2 separate regions of the Homo sapiens genome follow, and region 2 is linked to region 1. The links are chromatin loops, found by intact Hi-C in ENCODE. Cell type or tissue: heart left ventricle. All regions are shown on one strand. Links, peaks and the distances in the headings refer to the core of each region. The heading gives the core; the rest is flanking DNA.

What was found. A loop is a pair of places that touch in the nucleus more often than their neighbours do. Peaks named below come from ENCODE experiments on the same cell type or tissue, not always from the same donor. Only the 100,000 strongest peaks of a DNase experiment are listed, where the experiment ranks them.
Region 2: it touches region 1 in a loop (2.3-fold over the local background); 4 of 110 quality-filtered maps call a loop at or near these places.

What each region holds. Positions count from the first base shown.
Region 1 is chr11:57,932,567-57,940,904 of GRCh38, reverse strand. No RefSeq gene overlaps it. Among named protein-coding and RNA genes, the nearest start is that of OR9Q1, 87 kb to the left of the region's middle. In heart left ventricle, for the core only: no CTCF peak of the experiment used is centred there; no DNase peak of the experiment used is centred there; H3K27ac peaks cover 829 bases.
Region 2 is chr11:57,998,824-58,007,161 of GRCh38, reverse strand. It overlaps the pseudogene CYCSP26. Among named protein-coding and RNA genes, the nearest start is that of OR9Q1, 21 kb to the left of the region's middle. In heart left ventricle, for the core only: no CTCF peak of the experiment used is centred there; no DNase peak of the experiment used is centred there; H3K27ac peaks cover 2,604 bases.

The DNA.
Region 1 (8,338 bases), core at 125-8,124:
GCAAAAGGGATGATGTTAGCTGTTTATTCATGCTCTCACCAGAGAAGAAATCTCTGTTCAAATTGTTCCCATAATTCCAGGAATCTGAAGGGATCTTAATTTTACAACAAGCACAGGCTAGAAGGATCATGCTAGCACTTTTCCTAAAAGCCAAGATTTCTCAGCCTCAGCTTCTTCAACCCAGTATTGGCTTCGTGCAAACTCTGCATTTTTCCTTTGTTTCTTCCTGAGGCCCTGTCTTCTGTGCTACATTAATCTCAGATCACAGGTCCCAGCATGATTAAAACCTTGGGAGAGTAACACAGCTGAGTTACTATTCTGTTACTTGGGTGGATTTCCCAATGTAGGCATGCCAAACATGTGTGTGTTAGCTTGTTTCCACAGTAAGACTGAGGAAAGTGCCAAGGTACAACTCTGCCAATACAAGGACATGTTTAGAAATGGTGCTCATCTTAGGTGTAATCCTCTGAGCAATGCCGAGAGTTGGAAGCACAGGGTCCTTTAGTCCTTTGCTCTCTGACTAGATAGGACTGGAACATCAGCCAGACCCTCTCCATGAGGCACAAACCATTCACATCCCCACTTTTAAGATGAAGAAACTAAGTCACAGAAGCATGACATAACTTGCCTGAGATGCTGGGGCCACAGAAGGGCAAAATGAAGATGTCATTCTGTGTGACCACATCACTGATGCCAGCAGCCAATAGCCTTTTAATGGCCTACGATGAATAATGCTAGGGGAAGTGAGGAAACTGATATCGAATGAGCATCAGCTGTGAACCATGCTCTGTGCTAGGCTTTTTACAGCACAAGTGTTTAATCTTCATACAACTTTGTTTACAAATTATGCCAGGTTTAGACATCAGTCTAAAACCAGATTTAGATGTCAGTACTGTCTGATCACATAACCCATGTAATTTCTGTTTCTGTATCTACATTTTTCTGTCCCATCATTTCTGGTTTCATGGTGAAAGAGAAATAAGGAATGTTGGGTGCATGGCTGTGTAGCCTGGGTAGCTAGTAGACCCTGTTATGCTTGTTGTCACCAGGTGTGTGGCTTCATTAAACATTCTCTACTTGATAGAAATAATATGAGAGATAATATAATAACACAGGTTAGAGCAATTATTCAGTGTAAGGATGACTTTTAACAGCTAATATGTGCTGGGCACTAATTAAAGGCCTGAGATTGTTCTCAGCACTTAATAGATGTTAAATCTCATTTGATTCTCACAAACTCCCTTATGAGATAATTAATATTAACATACTCATTTTCTTGGACAAAGAGATGAAGGTCATACAGCTTTATGTAACAGAGCCAGAATCCAGTCCTAGGTCTGGCTATCTCCAAATTCTGTGTTCTGAACCTCAAGGATATACTGTCTCCCTAAGGAGGAAAAAACAGCGAGACTGGACAAGACTGCCCAGACACAAACACCAAGCTCCATGGAGCCATCACAGGGACCCTGTAAGGCTTTGGGTCTAAATTCCAGATGATCCATTAGGAGTTATTTCAATTGTCTCTTGTTATGTAAAAAACCACCCTAAAACATAGTGTCTTTTTTATTTATATAAATTTATGGGGGGTACAAATACAATTGGTTGCTTGCATAGATTGTGCAGTGGTTAAGTCAGGACTTTCAGGATATCCATCACCTGAATGACATACATTGTACCCAATTAGTGATTTCATAGTGTTTTAAAACTACAAGAGTTGTTATTTCTCATAATTCTGAGGGTTAGACATTTGATCAGGGTTTGGATTGGTGGTTCTTCTGTTCCACATAGTCTCAAGTGATGGGTTAAACTCTAGTCCTGTAGCAGGGCAGCACCAGGACAATTGATCAGATTTCAGAGAGCAGAGTGGCGACTCTAAACCAAGGATAAGCCAAGAGCCAAATATCAGGGGAGGAGGGGTAAGACTTAAAAATCCAAGTCAAGACAAAAAAAGCAGTATCACGAGTGAACTCAGAGTCAGACATGAAGTCAGGACAAGAGATAGTGCTTTGAGGAGCAACACATATATAGGATTCCTTGCCCTGGAGGCCACTGGAGGTCATGAGGAGCCAGACTGAGGATAAAGAGGTATTTCCAGATCCCTTAAGGCTCCTGCTTTTGCACAAAGTTTACTTGGAGTTAAGCATCTTTTGAAGATTCCTCTGACATCCTGGTGACTACACTGACCTCTCCTGTGCATCAGTAGAGGCAGTGGCCAAAGGCAGCAGTTCTGAAGCTAAAATGAAACCTGCTATTATTCCAATACCTGCTTCTTCACCTGTCCCTGTTTTTTTATGAGCTCTCCACTCCCAGGAACAACACACAGACAGAAGCCCATTTGTCACTGGGACAGTGCTGAATTATTCCTGCAGAGTTACATTCCTACAAAACTCTGCTCACTACTGTTATCTGGCTGTGTATCTCACTGCCCCGGCTATACTGCAGACTCCCTGTGGCAGGAATCAAACCTCATCCTTCATTGTATCTACCCCTGAGACGAGCACTGTGCGCAGTACTATACTTAATCAGAGGGTAAGGAATGTGTGTGTGTGTATATATATATATGTGTGTGTGTGTGTGTGTGTGTGTATACATATATATATGCACATATTTCACTTCTTCCTTTTTGAATTTTAGGCTTCCAGGCAACAGATGATAAAAAGGATAGCAGTTGTTTTTATTCTATAAGGCTCAGGGCCTCAATCAAACACTATTCCTTCCTGAAAAATTTGCTTTCTCAATAATGATAATGAATAGCTAATATTTAATGAGCATGTGTTATATGCCAGGAATTCTGTGAAGCACATCGTACATACCATTTCATTTAACTCTCACAATAATTCTATGACTAGGTTACATCTATTTCACATATAAGGAAACTGAGAGTCCAATAAATTAACTGGACTGTGATATACAGTTCATAACTGGTAGCCAGGTCCAGCTGATTTCAAAGTCCGTACTTTCCTATAGTGCCTAAAACCTCTTGAGGTTTTGCAGAAAATTCCATAACAAGTCTACATTTCTACTGTCTTCAAAAAAACCCAAAGTGCTGCTCTCATATTTTCCACTGGGGCCCAGCTTTCTATTAATCCCAGAGAGTCCTGACTCCCACCAGTAATTTTCACTTTCTACACAACACCTGAAGAACAACTTGGAACAGGAAAAAAAGAAATGGGCTAGAAGAAACAAAAAGAATTAGAAAATGAAAGGAGGGCCCCCAGTGCTACTGCCTTGGCCCTACCCCTCTGGCCACCGAAGAGCCTGAATTCCCTAAACCACTTACCTCCTTCTCAGCTCCTTCCTGAGTCCTATCTTAATGCCAGCAAGGAGTTTTCTTTGTGAGTCACAACGAGAAAGGAGGCCACTTCTTTAAACAAGGTTTCAAGAGTGGGCAATCAGTGATTTATTGATTGAATTAAAAATTCGGGACTAGGGCTGGGAGCTGTGGCTCCTGCCTGTAGTTTCAGTACTTTGGAGGCAGAGACTAATGGATAGCTTGAGGCGAAGAATTCGAGACCAGCCTGGGCTACATGGCAAAACCCTATCTCTACAAAACAATACAAAAAAAAAAATTAGCCAGGCACACTGGCGCACAATTGTGGTGCCAGCTATTCTGGAGGTAGAAGTGGTAGGATCATGCCGGGCACGGTGGCTCATGCCTGTAATAGCAGCACTTTGGGAGGCCAAGGCAGGTGGATCACTTGAGGTCAGGAGTTCAAGACCAGCCTGGCCAACATGGTGAAACCTGGCCTCTACCAAACAATACAAAAATTAGCTGGGTGTGGTGTCTGTTCCCTGTAGTTCCAGCTACTTGGGAGGCTGAGGTGGGAGAATCGCTTGAACCCAGGAGGTGGAGGTTGCAGTGTCGCCATTGTACTCCACCCAGGGCGACAGTATGAGACCCTGTCTCAAAAAAAAGAAGAAGAAGTAGTGGGAGGATCACTTGAGGCTGGGGAGATGGAGTCTGCAGTGAGCCGAGTTTAGACCACTGCCCTCCAACTTGGGTAACAGAGCAAGACTCTGTTTCAAAAAAAAAAAAAAAAAAAATAGGGGCTCGGAGAAGAAATGATGTTGCTTGAAGTATCCAACTTGAACATTGTCCCCAAAATCAGAAAGAGATTTGTCCCAGAACCTCAATTTTTCCTTGTGCAAAATGAGGAAGTTAGAAAAGCTGATCTATGTAGGATGCCTTTTCAGACTGACATTGACATACTATATGAACCCTCTTAGGAGTATCAGTGACCCTATATACTGATGAGCTAAACTACATTCATAAAGGCAACTCTAATCATCACCATTAGAGAAATAAAGATGGCCCAAAAAGGAAACAAAATGCCCTCAGGAAAAAAAAAAATGGGATGTAAAATGCCCTCAAGTAACCCTGGGGAAAGAGTAGATTGACAGCTGGTAGCTCTTCAAAACACCACCAGAAAACCTATTGACCAGCAAAAGCTACATTGATTAGACCTACTGTAGAAAGAAAAAATATCACCTGGATGAAATCCCAGTATTTTCTCAAAAGTCCTATATTTATAGGACTTGGGGGTCTTGACTCAAGTGATACAAGGTCACTCTTTCAAGGTAGGTAACAGGATTGGACAAAGTTTGTGACATTATAGTTTAGGATTGACAGGCACAGGAAGGGAAGTGCCTGGAAGCAAATATTAATAAAAAACCATTGTTTGTTGAGCAAATTGTTTGTCCAGATGAGTAATCTATTGTCCTGATAGGAGAGCTGTTGGCCCAGAGGAGTAAACTATTTGTTCGTATAAATTGTTCAGATAAAAGCCAACAGTGATTTATTGGTTTACAGCCATATCTTCCCAGGCCTTAATTTCCTGTAACAATTAGTTAAGTCATATTGCCACAGTAAGTCTCAGTTATCAGTCCCAATAGTTAAGGTATGTGGACATAGATGACCTCAATTCTCAAGTTCATTTTATCATTTCTAAAAACCACTATACTGTTCCTATGGAAACAAACTTCTGTTCCTCTCACTAGTGACACTCTGCCTGGTTATAATCCTGAATATTTCTACAACTCTGTCCCACAGAGTGAGCAACAGGGAAATCATTTCAGCTGGAGAAGAGTTCACTGCCATAGATAGAGAACCTATCCATGCCCCGAATGGTTCAGGAATAATCAGTGCTATGGTCTGAATGTGTCCCCCAAAAAGCATGTGTTGGAAATTGAATCCGCAATGCAACAATGTCGGGAGGAGGGGACTAACAGGAGGTGTTTATGTTCCACCCTCATGAATGAATTAATACCAGTTATGAAAGGGTTAGAGGCCATGAGTTTGATCTCTTGCTCTCCCTCCTGCTCTCTCTCACCACATGTCATGACTCAGCAAGAGGGTCCTCACTTGATGTGGTCCCCTGGACCTTGGACTTCCCAACCTCCAGAAATGTGAAAAATAAATTTCTTTCCTTTATAAATGTCCAAAGGTTGATATTCTGTTTAACAATGCAAAATGGACTAAGACGGTCAGTATCCCCCAAAAATGATACAAAACATCCAGTAGAACTGAGAACAGTAATAAACTACTATGGTAATGTCAAGAAATTTTAGGATTTTTTTAAATTTAGTCAAGACCAGGTCTGCAGCCCCAGATTTCACTGGCTGTGTATAACTTTTGACAAGCACCTTCCCCTCTCTGGGCCTCTTTTCCCACTCCCAGACATTTTGAGCTAGATGTTCCTCAAGAGTTATTCCAACTCCAGCTTTCTGGGTTATTTGACTTCACCCCACCAATGTAAATCTAGCCCTTATCAAAAAGATGCAAAGATGCCAGGCACGGAGGCTCATGCCTGTAATCCCAGCATTTTGGGAGACTGAGGCAGGTGGATCACCTGAGGTCAGGAGTTCGAGACCAGCCCGACCAATATAGTGAAACCCCATCTCTACTAAAAATACAAAAATCAGCTGGGTGTGGTGGCATGCACCTGTAGTCCCAGCTACTCAGGAGGCTGAGACAGGAAAATCACTTGAACCCAGGAGGCAGAGGTTGCAGTGAGCCGAGATCATGCCACTGCACTCCAGCCTGGGTGACAGAGCGAGACTGTCTCAAACAAACAAAAAAAAAATTGCAAAGACAATAAAGGACATCCATTTGGCTGCTGATGTAGCCTTTAGATGGGTTTTCCTTTTTCCTTCAAGAGCCTGTCATCTAAGATCATGGACCCACACTACTCAGAATAGAATGATCACAATGCCATACACAAGCAAGCTCTAAAAGCTCATAGCATATTGTCTTTCCCGTCTACCACAAATGCACTGCCCTTTGGTTCTGCATCTTTCTATTTCCTAGAGGATCCTGCCAGTAAAATGTTGATGGTAAAACATCAACATTTCACTTCCAAGTGAGCTTTTCATGAAAGATTTGCTGGCCAGTATACCCAAGGGAAAAGAAAATAACTACCCCCTAATGACAGACAGGTGTGTTGACTGCCTATGCTTGCTTACTAACGATTAAGTTTGTTTGGAAGAACTTGTAAGCTGGGAAGATTGTGATCCAAGACTTTCATGGCAACATAACAACTATCTATCGGGTTTGCAAGAATGGGTTCATATAGGACCTGCCACTAACAACTAGAACCTTCTCATATTTAAAAACAAAATGACTGCCATAGGTCAATTAGCTAGATGCAGACTCAGTAAGTGCAAGGAAGCTGTTCCACAGGGGAGACAGGAAGGACTCTAACTGACAGGCATAGACAATCTGATAGTCACGATAGAGCTGGTGTCATAATTTAAAAAAGAAGTTTGTCTTTGAAGAATACTTCAGGCAACGGAGGCCGCTGTATTAAAAAACAACACCCAAATCTCATTGCCTTGCAGTAGCAAAAAAGTTTATTTCTTGCTCATGTTAATGTCCATCCATAAGTCAGTGATGAACTTTCTGCTTTTCACTCCAAGACTCAAAAGGATGTAAGAGAATACCTATGCCTTGGACTTCACTGGTGTCAAAGCAGAAGGGAAAGAAGGGAAGTGGGGAACCAGAGGTTGGCTCCTAAGGCTTCAATACTCAGAAGTGGCACAAATTACTTCCATTCATACTCCCTGAGCCAAACCCAATCATGTGGCCAAGCTTAATTTAAATGAAGAAAGAGACTGTATAACCCTTCTTATCCAAGAGCTGCAGGGAGGAACATTGACTCTTAGGCATCATCATAAACTCTACCACAAAAAGGCTGAAAGGTTGTTGCATGTTCATGAGAAGACAATTGACACAATGAAGGGGCCAATTTTTTTGGGAACCAGACAACTTGTACAGGTTGGAATGCAGTGAGGAAGGTCGGAGGACACAGCACTGCTTTACCTCTCCAGGTGAGATTCCGCGGGTCTTTCCCAAGTGAATACCTCTTACCTGCAGGAAACATGGGCAATCCAGTCCCTCTTCTGTTGAGACTTCCTCCCAGATCAGTAGTGTAGGGACTGCATCTCTTTTACACAAACAAGTTATTTGCCTAACAAGGCCCTTTTCTTTGCCTGGTGATTTTCCCTAGGGCTGTGAACACCCAAAGTGCCAGGATCCCAAGGAGAGAACAGTCTCTTCCTACCTACCTGGGAAAAGCAGTCTGTCTACATCATGTTCTCACTGGACTTGGCACTCCAGGCCCCATACCTCCTCTCAGGAGGTGTCTATCAGAGAGCTATCCATAACAGTGAAAAGTTGGAAATACCTTATTGTCAATCGATGGGGACCAGTTAAGTAAATAATGATACACATACAACAATAAAATAATATGCATCCATTAAATATGATGATGTAGGCTACTATTTATTGATATGGGAAAATGTTCATGACATCTTGCTGAGTGAGAAGGTCAATGGCAGAATAGCTTGTATAGTATGAATCTGTGTATGGAAAATTACAGTCATGAACACACTGAGATATTTATGTCTAAAGTAACAATAATCGACTCCCATTATCTGTGGTGGTGGGATTTCAGGTGACATTTTACTTCCTTTTTGGTTCTCTTCCATCTTCTTTAATTTTTTTTTTACAACTAGCATGTGTTACTTTTACAAAGACAATAGAGCTATTTGGAGAGGATGGGAAATGATTTTTTTGAGATGGAGAGATGCGTTTTCAATATTGTTAAGTGAATGAAGCAATTATGGTATAATCATGTGTGTGTGTGTGTGTGTGTGTGTGTGTGTGTGTATACACACAGATATCTCCAAAAAAATACTACCAAGCACGTTTCCCAGGGACATTCAGATGATCAAAGAAAATAACATTTGAGAGCTCCACACCTATGTGTTCAAATACACACAAGTATTGATGATTGACATCACCAGCATTTTCAATCACTTTCTGCGAGACCTGGAGATT
Region 2 (8,338 bases), core at 288-8,287, 66 kb before region 1:
CAGTTCTTGGTCACAAGGCTTTGTCTCATCCTTCTCTCCCAGTCTAGAGCTGGATGGAAGCCACTGCTCCTTCAGCACTTGGCACATGTTCATTTCCAGCCTCCTTCTATAAGGATAGGAGATGAGACATGAAACTCACCTTAGCCCTGGGCCTCCGTGGCTGAGAACCTGCCTCTGCTTTCCCATCTCTCAGGGAACACTTTTGACTCCTTTGCCACCACTGACTGCCACTGCATCCAAAACCCAGCAAGTCCACCAAGCCTTGCAGCCCTGATCACAGTTTGTGTTTCTGTGCCAGCCTGGATCTTCAAAAGCGCTTGTCTTGTAGTTGGGCCTGACTATGCCACCTTCTGTTTTCTCTTTTTACTTTATTCAGTAGGCCTATGTTTCTAGAGTGGAGGCAGTTCTTGAACTTACTACTCCATCTTGATCTGGCTCTCAGTAGGTTTTTTTGTTTTTTGTTTTTTTGATCTGTGATTTTGTTTTTAATTATCTTAAGTCTTATGATCACACATAATTTTTAAATTTGTGTATATCTCCTCTACTCTAATCCTTATAAGTTGGCAAAAGCACTATTCCCAATCACAAATACACAGTAGTTCTACAGTTTTATGTTCCTGGATGGCTGTTTAAAGACAATCTTAAATTATAATGTAGTCTGACTTAGATAGTAAGAATTCAAGAGTGAAGTTTAACTTGCTACTATTTTAAAGACATCTGACTTTATAGATCATCTATAAAATGTGAGAAGAGTTAAATAATCTTCATTTGATATTACACATAAACCACACTAAAATGTGTTTCAATAAGTAAAAGGAACCATTTTAAATACAGTGAATTCTAATTAGATTGGCATAGTTAAGGCCAAAAATATAAAAAAGACATTGCTATATTATCTTCAGCCCTTGCCTTTAAGAGACAAATGAGGCCAGGTGCAGTGGCTCACATCTGTAATCTCAGCACTTTGGGAGGCCAAGGCAGGCAGATCACTTGAGGTTAATACCAGCCTGGCCAACAGGTTTGATACCAGGTTTCATACCAGCCTGGCCAACATGGTGAAACCCTGTCTCTACTAAAAATACAAAAATTAGCCGGGCGTGGTGGCAGACACCTGTAATCCCAGCTACTCAGGAGACTGAGGCAAGAGAATCACTTAAACCCGGGAGGTAGAGGTTGCAGTGAGCCAAGATCATGCCATCGCACTCCAGCCTGGGCAGCAAGAGCAAAATTCCATCTCAAAAAAAAAAACAAAACAAACAAAATTCAAAAAACCCAAACATATTAATTTAACCACAAGACAATCTTAGTTTTAAATCAGGACTGCCCAATGAAAATGTTTTTTCAGTCATTCATGATCTGAATTCTGGTGTATGTAATCTATTAAATTATGGTACACATAAAAAAGTCATGAGACATTTCTGTTTTGTAATAAATGAGGCAGTGATGTATTATTACTCATAGTAGCTTTTTTTTTATATAAGCTATCAAATCTGCCCTTTCTGCCTTCTTTCTGCCTTCTTAATGCCAGCAAAGATCATTTTTGTTCCAGATATCTACTTCTTGGGATTCTCCAAATATTTCATCAGTGCATCCTCTCTCCAGGTGATGCCTTTGTTCTTATTGGCGTCTGTGTTAACAGAATCCAACAGCCTGATCTGTCTTTCACATGAAGAGACCATGGAGATTAGTCCCAGTCTTGTGTTTGCCTCCCTTTTCCATGGTGTGGCAGTGGGCACACTTCTGAACAAAAATCTTGCCTTTCTCAACATCACCCATATTTAATTTTCTCTTTCATTGCTGGCATTACGGAGCTTCCTACTCAGAAGCCGGATGTCCCGCTCTCCTCAGTAGGTATTCCTGAAGTTAGATCATTGAAGTGTGTAGACCTCAACCATGCTCATAATGTTGATGCCCAAAGTGGCCAGGCCAGGTCAGCAGTGGTATGAATGCACCTTAGGCTTAATGTTGTCTCTGTCTATTGCATATTACTGAAGCACCAGGCATCTAAGAGGCAGTCAAGGCTAAATATTAACCAAATCTAATTCTGAACATTCAGAATTCAAATACTAATAGAGTGAAATTGAATAAAATTGAAATAAATATTTGATGTTAATTCACCTTAGAAAAAATCCACTTCTGAGACACAACTGCAGAGCTTCACAGTGTTGTAGTAAGGGTTAAACGAATGGTGCGTGTAAGGCGCTTAGTACACTGTTCAGCACGTATTAAGTCTGCTAGCATACACTTGGTACTAGAATGCACTACAAAGGGGCCAGAGGAGTCAGTGGGTAGAGAGGTCTTTAGCGGATCAACAGGAAGGGAGAAACAAAGGGGAACAGGAAATGACTCTCCAGCCGACAGGGGGAAGGATTAAAAACAGAAAGATGATTATCACCAGTGAAATGATGTTTCCCTCCCTACCAGCAACCTTCACCCTGTACACAATAAGCAAAGAATTATCAACATAAATCCACAGGCTGTGTAAATCCAGAGAAGCTACAAGAAAGACAACATAGCTCCCAGACCCTCTGGAATGTACTGGAACCTTCTGTGAGGTCTGAGAGTCATCTTTGTTGTTCATACCTTTGTGTCTAGCACATAGTGAGCATTCAATAATTGTTGAATGAATGAATACATTAAAGGTTCTCAGAAAGGAGTTTCCATAGCAGATTCCAATACCAGCACCTGTGTGAATAAATGTATACTGTGGGTACAGAGAGGTAGCAAATCAGCAAAAAGAATATCCTCTCCACTTCCAGGATTTGGTACCATTAGAGTGCAAAAAGGGAAGAACCAAACCAAATAAATGAATGACCAACATTGACCATGGGGAGCATTCAGGGACATATCTTCAAAACAGGAAAATGGTGACATCTGGACTAAAAAGTATCTCAGCTGGGAATGGTGGCTCACACCTATAATCCCAGCATTTTGGAACGCCTAGGCAGGTGGGTCAGTTGAGCCCAGGAGTTTGAGACCAGCCTGGGCAATATAGTGAGACCCCATCTCTACCAAAAAAAAAAAAAAAATAGTAGCCCTCTCTCCAGATGTAAAGCATCACTCATTAAATGTGGTGGGGTGTGTGTGTGTGTGTGAGAGAGATATTATGTTCCCTGTCAATTAAACATGTTAATTCAATTGTATGGTAAGAGTGTTTGACTCAATTCCAGCTATTACCAGAAGTACTAGAATAGGAGAATATGACAACCAGGAACAGCCCTTAAAACCAATTGTGAGGGAATTCAGAAATAAGTTGCATAGATTACAGGGCTATCTGTGCAAACTCCATGTATTCAGAATGTAGCTGGTTTCCTGATTCTGAGGTTCCATAGAAGTGAATGGCTGAGATGACAAATCCTACTTGTTATACATGTGTCATTGGAGATGTCACTTCCCCTACTCTAGTCCTCACATTCCCTATATCTACATAGTGAAACCATGTCTATCAGGAATATTCTGACTGCAAATAGAAAACTCAACTCAAGCTCAATCAAGCATTCTCATTGATGGGTGAGTATGACTGAAGAATTCTAACATGTAAACAAGACTCCTAAGGTCAATTTTTTCTCCTTCCCCCTGCTCTGTCCACCCCTATGTGGGCTTCACTCTCAACAAGCCCTCTCCTCTTGGTGGCAGAGTGACTGTTACCAGCTCTGGACTTAAATTTTCATTTGTATAAGTCCAGTGGAAAAAAGGGCACACTTCTCCCACAGTAGTAGTGGGAGTAGTGGGAGTCCTGAGATGGCATCTCACTGCTTCCAAAGGGGGCAGATGCACTATCCTAAGTCTCGACCACTGTGGCTGGAGAGATAGGGTGGTCTTATTCCCTTCGTCTGACATGCATGCCCAACCCCAGAGCCAAGGAAGTTTGCAGAGACAATAGGAGGTTGGACCAGATGACCTCATATTCAAGAACTTCATGTTTTGTTTCACTTTAATATCATCCTCATTTCCTTCCTCCTGCCTTAGGCATTCTTCCTGCACAGGTGCTGCTGAAAGTTTCCAATAATCCAAGTACTAAGACAAAAATGTTCCATAAAAGAGGAGGAAATGCAGCACCCCAGCCACACACCCACATGTAAACACAATTTTTTGATGTATGTTAAAGAAGAATGTTGACCACCCCCCGCCCTTCTCCACACCTTCTTACATTCCCCGCCTCTGCTACCCCAAGATACTTATATTTCCATGGAAAAGACAGGATAGATGCTCCATCCTCCCAGAATATCTCTGCCTCTACCTCACTCCTGCATTTATTCTACCTCATGGCAGGTAGGTGAAGGGGGTGGGTGCTCTGAGAATGCATGTCTCAGCCCCCTCTGGTTATCTTTTCTCAATGTTTTCCCTAGGAATTTTTTTTCTCCCTGTTCTTCTCTCTGCCTTTGCTTGAAAGATGCCTGCAGTGTTGAATGGATGCTCTCAATCAGGGGCTGAGGATTAGAAAGCCTGCTGTCGCCTATAGGACCTCTCTTTCTGCCTAATCTCTCTTGCTTCCTCCCCTACCACTTCTCTCTGACTCTAACCAGATAAATTTCTCTGCTTCTAAAGACTCTAGAGATTATATTGAGCCCACCTAGATAATCCAAGACAATCTCTCTATCTTGAGTTCTATAACCTTAATTACATCTGCAAAGCACTTTTTGCCATGGAAAGTAACAGATTCATTGGATCTAAGAATTCAATGGAGGACCACTATTCAGCCTTACACAATGCCTAAAGAAGCAAGATTCTAAAGCAAAGTAGATGATCCAGCAAGTAGAGAGCAGACAGCCCATCCGGTACCTCCCAAACACCCTCTTAAGCATTTCTTCCTCACAGAAACTTAGGGGCATTTCAGGGATGCTTTCTGATCATGACCCTAAAGGGACCTTCTTAGAAAACTGAAATTCAGACCCTACCTGTGCTTGGCCAGGTGTGGTGGCTCATGCCTGTAATTCCAGCACTTTGGCAGGCTGAGGTGGGTGGATCACTTAAGGTCAGGAGCTCGAGACCAGCCTGGCCAACATGGCAAAACCCCGTCTGTACTAAAAATACAAAAATTAGACAGGCATGGTGGCAGGCGCCTGTAATGGCAGCTACTCAGGAGGCTGAGGCATGAGAATCACTTGAACCTGAGAGGAAGAGTTTGCAGTGAGCTGAGATCCGGCCACTGCATGCCAGCCTGGGTGACACAGCGAGACTGTATCTCAAAAAAAAAAAAAGGACCCACCTGCAATTCAAGATAGAGAATCAGTGAACTGAGAGTCAGGCTTCTCAGGCCAGTGAACCAGCAGCATTTTGTTTTCTTACCAGTAAGAAGCAGTAAGAGACAGGTCCAGCCTAGAAGAGCACACATCCTTACATGGCTCAATACTCAGAAATAGGAACAGGAAGAAGAGTGGACTCCCATCCTAACCCTCAAAACCACCCTGCAAGGTAAGAACTATTATATCCACTTTCAAATGAAGACATCAAGCAGGGAAACGTTAAGAAACTTGCTCAGAATCACGCAGCTAATTAATGGCATGGCTATGACTTGAACCTAGGTCAGACTTCAAGCCCACTCCCTCTCCACTATTGCTAACACTCAACACTTACATGTTTACTGCAATTTCCAACTCAGTTATAACCCCGAAAGATATAAAATGGGCCAGGAATTTGCTTTAATTTTAGAATTAGAGGAGCTTGAATTGCCACTTACTCCAGGGCACCAATGACAATAAAGCTCTGTGGTTCAGGAAAACAGGAGGATGAGCTGCCTCCAGGCAGAAGGCTGCAGAGCGGGCATGCTTTTGAGGTGGTGGCATAGCATCAGAGAGTTCAGAGCAATGGTCTAGAGGCACAGGGATGAGGGCTGGGTGGGATTCACTGATCTCAATACTTGCAGAGGTCAAAGCAGGATATGAATTGTCAGATGATGTCACAGCAGCCCCATCTCATTGTGTGTGGGATTGGAGAACCAAGGAGTGTATGCCCCAGCTTCAGCCTCTGTTTTCTCACTTGGAGAAGTCACATGATATCTGTCCTAGTCAGCTTACAGAAGACCTGATCTTCCAATTTATAACTACGTTTATTTACATGCAACAAATACTGCCAGCACGTCTTCTGCAGACAGGTACTAGATAAGGTAAAGGATATCAAGTTTGATTTTCTGACCTGATATTCATCAGAAAACAGTGAGGAACTGGCCCCATAGCAACTGATGATAACAAATCCTCAATACCCTTAAATCAGGGTGTGACTGTTAATTTTACGTATCAGCTTGACTGGGCTATGGGGTGCCCAGATATTTGTTCAAATGTTATTCCGGTTATGTCTGTGAGTGTTTCAGAAGAAATTAACATTTAAGGCTGGGCACGGTGAGTTAGGCCTGTAATCCGAGGAATTTGTGAGGCCTAGGCAGGCAGATCACTTAAGGTCAGGAGTTCAAGGCCAGCCTAGCCAACATGGTGAAACCCCATCTCTACTAAAAATACAAAAAAAGTAGCCAGGCATGGTGATGCATGCCTGTGGTCCCAGCTACTCAAGAGGCTGAGGTGGGAGGGTCACTTGAACCCAGGAGGTGGAGAATTTCAGTGAGCCGAGATCACGCCATCGCACTCCAGCCCGGGTGACAAAGGGAGATTCTGTCTCAAAAAAAAAAAAATGAAAAAGAAATTAACATTTAAACCAGTAGACTGAGTAAAGCAGTCTGTCTTCTATAATGTGAATGGTCCTCATCCAATCAGTTGGAGGCCTGAATAAAACAAAAAGCTGACCATCCCTCAAATAAGAGGTAATTTCTGCTGACTGATGGCCTTCAAGCTGACAAATGGATTTTTCCTGATTTCATACTCAAACTGAAACATCAGCTCTTCCTGGCTCTCAAGCCTACTGGCCTTCAAGCTGAAACTACATTATCCTTTTCCCGGGTCTCCAGTTTGCCCACTGCAGATGTTGGGGCTTGTCAGCCTCCGTAATTGCATGAGCCAATTCCTTATAAGAAGTATTTTTCTGGGGGAGGAGCCAAGATGGCCGAATAGGAACAGCTCCAGTCTACAGCTCCTAGCGTGAGCGACGCAGAAGATGGGTGATTTCTGCATTTCCATCTGAGGTACCGGGTTCATCTCACTAGGGAGTGCCAGACAGTGGGCGCAGGTCAGTGGGTGTGCACACCGTGCGTCAGCCAAAGCAGGGCGAGGCATTGCCTCACTTGGGAAGCGCAAGGGGTCAGGGAGTTCCCTTTCTGAGTCAAAGAAAGGGGTGACGGACGGCACCTGGAAAATTGGGTCACTCCCACCCGAATACTGTGCTTTTCTGATGGGCTTAAAAAACGGCGCACCACAAGATTATATCCCGCACCTGGCTCGGAGGCTCCTACGCCCACGGAGTCTCGCTGATTGCTAGCACAGCAGTCTGAGATCAAACTGCAAGGCGGCAGTGAGGCTGGGGGAGGGGCGTCCGCCATTGCCCAGGCTTGATTAGGTAAACAAAGCAGCCGGGAAGCTCGAACTGGGTGGACCCCACCACAGCTGAAGGAGGCCTGCCTGCCTCTGTAGGCTCCACCTCTGGGGGCAGGGCACAGACAAACAAAAAGACAGCAGTAACCTCTGCAGACTTAAATGTCCCTGTCTGACAGCTTTGAAGAGAGCAGTGGTTCTCCCAGCATGCAGCTGGAGATCTGAGAACGGGCAGACTGCCTCCTCAAGTGGGTCCCTGACCCCTGACCCCCGAGCAGCCTAACTGGGAGGCACCCCCCAGCAGGGGCACACTGACACCTCACACGGCAGGGTATTCCAACAGACCTGCAACTGAGGGTCCTGTCTGTTAGAAGGAAAACTAACAAACAGAAAGGACATCCACACCAAAAACCCATCTGTACATCACCATCATCAAAGACCAAAAGTAGATAAAACCACAAAGATGGGGAAAAAAGAGAACAGAAAAACTGGAACCTCTAAAAAGTAGAGCGCCTCCCCTCCTCCAAAGGAACGCAGTTCCTCACCAGCAATGGAACAAAGCTGGATGGAGAATGACTGACAAGCTGAGAGAAGAAGGCTTCAGATGATCAAATTACTCTGAGCTACGGGAGGACATTCAAACCAAAGGCAAAGAAGTTGAAAACTTTGAAAAAAAATTTAGAAGAATATATAACTAGAATAACCAATACAGAGAAGTGCTTAAAGGAGCTGATGGAGCTGAAAACCAAGGCTCGAGAACTACGTGAAGAATGCAGAAGCCTCAGGAGCCAATGCGATCAAGTGGAAGAAAGGGTATCAGCAATGGAAGATGAAATGAATGAAATGAAGTGAGAAGGGAAGTTTAGAGAAAAAAGAATAAAAAGAAATGAGCAAAGCCTCCAAGAAATATGGAACTATGT